Regions from separate parts of the Homo sapiens genome. Here region 2 is linked to region 1. The links are chromatin contacts, found by POLR2A ChIA-PET in ENCODE. All regions are on one chromosome and are shown on one strand. The core of a region is the stretch at or near the end of the contact, and the rest is flanking DNA. Distances in the headings are between cores, read along the strand shown. Region 1 overlaps FGGY (FGGY carbohydrate kinase domain containing). Region 2 has its middle 32 kb from the start of MIR4711.

Evidence for each region. ChIA-PET counts read pairs that join two places held with the same protein, here RNA polymerase II (POLR2A).
Region 2: POLR2A ChIA-PET joins it to region 1 with 13 read pairs in BJ. The contact joins two enhancer-like sites. POLR2A ChIA-PET finds 5 or more read pairs at or near these places in 3 of 52 experiments (BJ, HEK293T and activated T-cell).

Annotation. Positions count from the first base shown.
Region 1 is chr1:59,548,495-59,552,458 of GRCh38, reverse strand. The region is part of intron 7 of FGGY (FGGY carbohydrate kinase domain containing); the gene reads right to left. Among named protein-coding and RNA genes, the nearest start is that of MIR4711, 180 kb to the left of the region's middle. Within about 2 kb of position 2,259, at least 11 of the 41 ENCODE cell types and tissues checked have a DNase peak (open chromatin) inside an H3K27ac peak, as active enhancers do.
Region 2 is chr1:59,763,205-59,767,168 of GRCh38, reverse strand. No RefSeq gene overlaps it. Among named protein-coding and RNA genes, the nearest start is that of MIR4711, 32 kb to the right of the region's middle. Within about 2 kb of position 1,873, at least 2 of the 41 ENCODE cell types and tissues checked have a DNase peak (open chromatin) inside an H3K27ac peak, as active enhancers do.

The DNA.
Region 1 (3,964 bases), core at 1,010-3,509:
CAACCTGTGAATCTCTGCTATTGTTCAGAGGTCTAGCAACAGGGGGAAGTAAGACTCTTCCAAACTTTCTGTGTTAGTTATCACAGTAGTTACATATCCACAACCAGGCAATAGAAGTCTGAGACTTTAGCCTGCAAGAATCCTTGGCCTATGTGTTTTCAGATCAAGTCCGCTGCTCTGCTCAGTATTGTGGGGCTACCCCTGCAGGCAAGGGGAAGCAAGAGCCTATCTACTTCTCTTCTGTGCCAGGCAGCAGCTGCTTCCCCTCCACCACTCGGGCTCTGTTGACAGGGCTGCCATGGCTCCAGCATCGGCTGGTGTCCCCTGCCCTCAGACTATGAGAACACCACCTCCCTCCTCCCTCCTTAGTCCCTCCAGCCTGGGGATGGTAGCTGCTTCCATTTCACTGATCTCTGATTTGCTTCACAGGGAATGTAGCCCTTCTCAGCTCCTCCATCATCAGGATCGCCATTTTTGGGTATTAAGTTACTGGTTTTTTAAACAATTAGAGTGGTTTGTGTTTTGCTGAGTGAATCCTGAGTGACACGATTCTCCATTCAGGGCACAAAGGCTTTTGTACAGGAATAACCCAAGATATGAGCTCATTTTAACTGAGCTCTTTTTACATGCTCTTTCTATACATGTCTCATTTTATTCTTACAACAAACTAATGTCATTGGTATTAGTATTATCCTCATTTTATGGATAAGAAAATCGAAGCTTAGAAATGAGTAGTAACTTCACCAGGGTCATGCAGCTCACAAGGAACTGGGCTGTGATTCACATTCAGGTAATCTGATTCCAAAGTGCTGGTTCTTCCCCACCAAGACTCACAGGTTTTTCTCTAAGATAAAAATCCAATAGCCAGGCAACCAATGTTCACTTATCTGTACATCTCAAAATCTTGGGATCTTAAATATATTGATTCTGAGATCCTTGACAGAAAAGGAGTTGGCCACGCTGCTCCACAGTATCATAAATAGGTTCAAGGAATTCCTGAGAATCACCCACATTTACTGGTTGCATAAACATAAAGTACAGGCAAAGTTAATGTTACAGGGTCAGTCAATACGAAAAGGGAATTAAAATGAAGGAAAAAGAAATGTGTAGGAAATATTTATTTGTTTCTTCTTGGGTTGGCAGATTCACTGCTGCTATATCTAGACTTAGAACCTGAGAACTAGTGTGCTATTATGAGAAAAGGATGGAATTTGGAGACAGAAGGATCTGCTATAAAATGAGGAAAATCACAACATCACATGGTTGTTGTGATATTGCAGAAATGCTTAAAAAGAGATGTTTAATGGTAGCTCTGTCACCATCATCACTACCATCACTCTCTCCACCACCACCATCATCACCATCATCATCATCTGAACCCCCTCTCAAGAGACAACTGGATTCTTCCTTTCTAGTAAACATATCAACATCAAAGATAGGCTGGGTACTGTGCTGAGCTCCTTGAATGTTCTCTCATTTAATCTTTGCAACATCCATAAAAGGTAAACATTCTTTCTTCCTCTTAATAGATGCAGAAGTAGAAGAACAGAGCAGAGTGTTCAGGTAACTTGCCCAAGGCCACATGGATTTAAGAAGCAGTGCCAGGATTTGACCTTGTTCTGTCTGACTCCAAAGCTTATGTTCTTTCTATACTCCTCACTTTATGATGTTATAATTGTCTTACATAATGAAAACATACTTGGAAGTGCTAGTTCACCATGAAACTCAGTGAGAGCCATGGGCTAAGAGTTAGAAAAACAAGAGTTTCAGCCCCAATTCTGCCACAAATGGCCTAAAAGTTTGAACTGGTTCTCTCATCCCCACAATGAGAGAAATGAATTACAAATGGAGGTCCTTCCTCAGCCATTCTCAGTATATACACAGTGCTTCTCCTAAAATACAAGCTGAGGTATCTCCTTACCTAAAATTATATATATTGGGCAGGACTGGCCTCATTTCCCCTCAAGAGGTTCTCTACACTCTGCCTAATGTCCACCCCAATTCAGCAGCCATGCATAGCTGATGTTCACTGCAAGACCACATGAGTCGGAGAGCTGACATCTTATTTTTCCTTTGGCCACACAGTGCTTTGATGGGCTATCCCCGAGAAAAGAGGTTCAGAGATAAGCAGGGAAAAGCAAGAAAAGGTGGGAGGAGCTTTCTTCTTTCCGGAGAAACATATTTTGCCATCCACAGAGAACTCACAGGCTGCATGTGTACATCAGGAAACAATTTGACACAAGTGCAGCCCTCGGTACCGCTGGGGCCCTTCATATGACCATACCAGTGTCAGTTTATTCTGCAATCCTCAAAATGTTTAAGGAGAAAAATTAGCAGATGAAGAAACAGGCATAAAAAAACAGTGACATCATCAACTGTGTTTTCCCTGAAACTTGCACAATGCCCAACTGATGGCAGTTGCTCAATAAATGTTTGTTGAACTAAAAAACAAATAGCAGAAAAACAGGCTAACTCAATGAATTAAATGTCTCCCAACCCTCCATGTAACACACATAGTTCATATCAAGCAATGTTTAAAAAGAATGTTAAAAAAGGAACATTTAAAACTTCATGAACAGCTCTCTTATTTAATATGCTGTCTCCCTTCATCTCTCCCATTCATCCAACCAACAATACTTCCACCCAAGCATTGAGTCCCTACTATATTTATGTAAAATAAAAAAGAGACTTTGCAAATGTTATGATTAAGAGTACATTTTCCTATAATTTATCACGCTGTGGCAGTTTTGAAAGCTTACAAGGTTATATAGAAGAAAAACATCCTGAGTTCTCGCATTTGTGTTATAATTATCTCCCACTTTATAGCCATATAAAGTACTTTATAGCTTGCAAAGTATCCTCAAACACTGTAACCTTCAATTAGTCCTTAGAAAATCCTGTGATATGTGTATTTTATTTCCAGTTCACAGTTGAAGAAATTGAATTTCAGAAAGGTGAAGTAATTTAGTCGAGTTTATTTAGTAACTTAGAGGTAGAAGTTGGACTCAACTAGGATTTTCAGTCTTTGAGTCTGATGTGTTGGCATCTTGAAAAAGATTCTCTTTTAATAACCTCAGGCACCTTCTCTGAAGTATCAAAAAGGATAAGAAGGGTTTTGAACATTATTTAAGACTACATCTGTTTGAGACTCTTGATTCAGTCATTTGGATGAATGAACTGACTGATGAATCCCATCCAGTGAGTTTCTTGCCAAAGCTGGCTGGGAGGTTTCTGGAGTTCCTGGAGAGGAAGGGCTCCAGAGAAGACTCTCTAGTGACCACCAGCTTTATACATGCAAATTGACAACTGTATGCTTCTGGAAGGATAAGAATCATATCAAAGACGTGTTCTCTGCAGAAGACTTAACACCAGACTACATACACGCAGACACTGAAGTCCATTATTTTGACTAACATTCATTTATGTTAAACAGAACACAATATATTGAGTTAGTATTATGGCACAGTGCTTAAAAATAAGGACTCATTCATCATGTGATTTCTTATCTTCTTTATGTTTCTTATCTTCCTTATGCCTCAATTTCCACATCTCTACAATATGAATAGTATCCTCCTCACAGATTATAAAAATTATATATGTTAATATAGGTGTAAAGTACCCATAACAGTGCTAATAAGAGCATTCTGTGATGATGGAAATGTTCTATATTTGCACTGTCTGATACAATAGATACCAGACACATGTGGCAATTGAGCCCTGAAAATGTGGCTAGTACAACTGAGGACTGAATTTTTTATTCTATCCTAATTAATTCACATTTAAGTAGCAACATATAGCTAGTGGATATTATATTGAACGGTACAGGTTAAAACATGCCTAGTACTATATGAACCTTTGCTGTTTTTATTACTTTTATTATTGTTATTGCTGTTTTTGTTGTTTATCTACTTCTTCAGAGTTAGACTTGAATCCCTCTTTCATCCCCTTGGGCAAAGATGCCTTG
Region 2 (3,964 bases), core at 624-3,123, 220 kb before region 1:
GCAAAAGGTTCTCAGCTTGAGCTACAACCCAAAATGAAGTTGTGTGGTTATGCATGTGTGTATTATGTGCAATAAAAAACTAAAAAAGCAAGTTGTTAGGTATAAGGCATGATTTTTAAAAATCCTTAGTGACCAAAACACATTTTAAAGCATTTGACAGTTGCTTAAATTAAGGCATATTAACACGTACAGAAGATTGACCTGAAAGTGAGTTTTTTTAGTTCTACCAGTGTTTTTTTTTTTTTTTTTTTTTTTTCAGAAAAACATCTTGTGTTTGTGTATTTATTCACTTATGGAATACCCATTACGTGCCAAGAACTGTTTGGGTACAGAGAACAGGCTATAAGATACTCTGAGCCCTCCAAGAGCTCACAGGCCGGTGGCCGGGGGGAGGAAGAAAAAAGCAGGTAAGTAAATCTAAAGAACGTGATTATCCTCAGGCCTGGGAGAAATAGCAGATCATGTTGATATTAAAACCTAAGCATTCTAGCTTGCTAACTCACATGCTGATTTGGTGCATTCTTAAAGCTGGGCGTTTCCAGGGTTGCCTTACGATATTTTTACTGCTCCTCTTGGAACTTATACTCCCCAGTGCAACTGGCAACAACACAGATTATGCTCTGAATATAAAGATCAAATGCCCAGTCTGGATCTTCACAAGAGAGGGCGTCCCTTCTGGATGCCTCACTAGGACTCCAGCTCACTGTGGCATCGGGTCCTGTAGTTTACTGTAGCTCTGCAACATGCCACTCCATTCTGTCATTCTTGTCTTTTCTTCCTCACCTCCCCCAGCTTTTGTTCTCTTTGGCTCTTTTGAAAGCCACATTTATGTTCTTCGCATATGGGAAGTATTTTTGGTCAAAATTTAAAACCTGTAATGCGTTCCTTGGCAAAATGATTTGCTAAGCAAGTCTGGCTTTAACTTGAAAGAAAAGCTTTCAGTAGGCAACAAAACAAAAATCTCACAAACCACTCTGGCCACACTGCAATTCTTATTCATCAAAGCTAAATATACTTTACATGCATGTATTAAATAAAACCACCTTTCTCAGTGCAAGGAGGTGTGTATTGGAGTGATTAAAATTTTTATTACTGAGCCACACGTGGTTTCTAATAGAATTATATATAGACATTTATATTTTTTCCTAACACGGTGGCTTTATAGTAGGAACCAGAATGATTTTCTTAGGGATTAACCTCCTAGCTAGGAGGCAGAGAGAACCATGGAGAAACAATATTTGTAGAGTGCCTATTGTCTGAAAGGCATTGTGCTAAGGGCTTTATCCACAGTTCTTTCACTGAATCCTTACCACCAACCCTAGGAGGTAGGTAGCAGAATGATCCCACCACAGAGGGAAAGACTGAGGCTTAGACAGGTTAGCTATGTTGCCCAAGGTCTTTCAGCCCTTCTCCTTTCTATCAAGCTGCTCCTCACTGTTGAGATGCCAAAGGTGTCCTAGTGTTGCCATGTGTTTTTGCCTAATTTCTGTGTGTTTTCCTTTCTCTATAAAGCAGTGAAAACTCAGGTCAGGTTTGGTTTGGATACGAGTTTGCTTGAAAGAATGGCCAGCACCCGGAGCTTGGCAATCAACAACATGAGCACTGCAACTAAAGAGCAGGTGGTGGGCAGGATTCCTCTCCAGCTGTTACAGTGGGGTGATACCTAAAGTTTTGCATCCAGGCAGATCTGGATTTGAATCCTATCTCTGCTACCATCTGGTGACTCTGGGCAAAGTGTCTATCTTTTCTGAAACTCAATTTTCTCAACTATGTCTTTTCTGAAACTCAACTTTCTCAACTATAAGGTGGAGATAATGCTGCCTACCTCACAGTGCTGTAGGAGGATTGGAGAGGACATACAACAAGGACTTGGCAGATAGTTGGTAATTATTCATGCTTTTATGTCTGCCTTTTGTATCCACAGACAACCACCGCATTCACCAGGGTTTTGTGTGAGCAGGTCCAGGCCTGCCCGTTTCTCAGTGAGTGATAATCAGCTTTTGCAGCTGAAGCCTGTTTGACCATAGACCTGACATCTTGCTTAGATCCTGCAATACCCGACTCCTCTTCTGTAGTGATCCCCAATCCTCCTTTATCCCTAGTGCAACCTCTGGCTAGGATCTATGAATGCACTGGGCTTCCTTCTGCTTTTAGGCCAGCTAGATCAGACACGCACACCCACCTTCACTCGGGGCTATGCCTAAGGTCCCTATATCCTTTGGATACTGTAGAATGCTATTGCAGAGCTGACCTTCATAACTGGGGTGCTCACCCTTCTCCATGCTTACTACAGTTACTATTTTGAGCATCTTCTAGGAGCAGAGCCCTGTAATAACACAGGCATGGACCATGCAATTGAGCCGAGTGCTTTATATGCATTATCTCCTTTAGTCCTCATTATAATCCTGTAAAGTAGGTACTATTAACATATTCAGGCCAGGTGCGGTGGCTCACGCCTGTAATCCCAGCACTTTGGGAGGCCGAGGCGGGCGGATCACGAGGTCAGGAGATCGAGACCATCCTGGCTAACATGGTGAAACCCCCGTCTCTACTAAAAATACAAAAAATTAGCTGGGCGTGGTGGCGGGTGCCTGTAGTCCCAGCTACTCGGGAGGCTGAGGCAGGAGAATGGCGTGAACCTGGAAGGTGGAGCTTGCAGTGAGCAGAGATCAAGCCACTGCACTCCAACCTGGGCGAGAGCAAGACTTCGTCTCAAAAAAACAAAAACAAAAACAAAAACAAAAAAACCAACAACAACAACAACAAAAAAAACATATTCATATTCAATACCTATTCATTTCAAAATGAGGAAACTGAGACTTAGGAAGATTAAGGACCTTTCTCCAAGTCACCCATCTAGTAAGAGGTAAGACCAGGCCTAGGATCCCAGGCCAGGGCTCATAGCTGTTACACCATATTGTTTTTCATCCCACCTTCTCCTTCCTCCTTTTCTGACTGATGGGCTCCATGCAGCAGGTACTTTTTTTTTTGTAATTGTAGCATTTCTCATAATGTACTGTCATCAATCTATTTGTCTATGTCTCTCATTAAACAGGGAGGTTCCTGAAGGCAGGGGCCATGTCTTATTTATTCCTGTAGACCAGTGCTTACCACAACATGTGGCACAAAGTACTCCAGAGGATGTTTATTTACTGAATTATATTGGCTTTTTCTTCTCTACCTGCTGTCTTTTGCTGAAGTCTTAGCATGTCCTCTACCCACACTCATTTGAGCTATGACAGCTCTCAAATCAACGTTAGCAGTTACTCTTGGGTCTGAAATTATGTGTGGGTGTTGACATATTTATGTATGTATATGTATGTGTATGTCTGTGTGCGTTTGTGTGTCTGCTGTGGTATCAACTAAAACAGCTAGTTTTCCCAGTGCTTGTCTACATCAAAAGCTTTTAGCCATCAGGTTTCTTCAGTTTCCTTTAATCTGGAAACTTCCCACAGCCTTTCTTTGTCAGTATGACATAGATATTTTTGAAAAATATAGTCCATTAAAAAATAAAATGCTTCCCATGTTGCGTTTGTCTGATGTTTCCTTCTGATTAGATTCAGGCTCTGCATTAAAATGCTCTTTCTTTTCTCATATCTGGAGGCACACAATGTCCATTTGCCCATCTGAAGTTGATTTGGATCACCTAATCAAGATGTTGTCCTATTTCTTCCCTGTATACTTAACGTTCTTTTTCCTCTTGTAACTAATAAGCAAATTCTGAAGAGATATTTTAAGATTATGCATATATCCTGTTATTCTTCAAAATTCCCTCCTGGATCCATCGATGATTCCTGCCTATACCTGTCTTTAATATGATGATTGTGAAATTACAATTCTGCAAATAAATGTGGTATCTGACCCTAGACTAGATCCTGCACAGGAGGGGAAAATGCCATAAAAGACATCGACTATGCATTAGATGTCCTACCTAAAGTAATGTAAGTTTTTCATTTAATAGCTG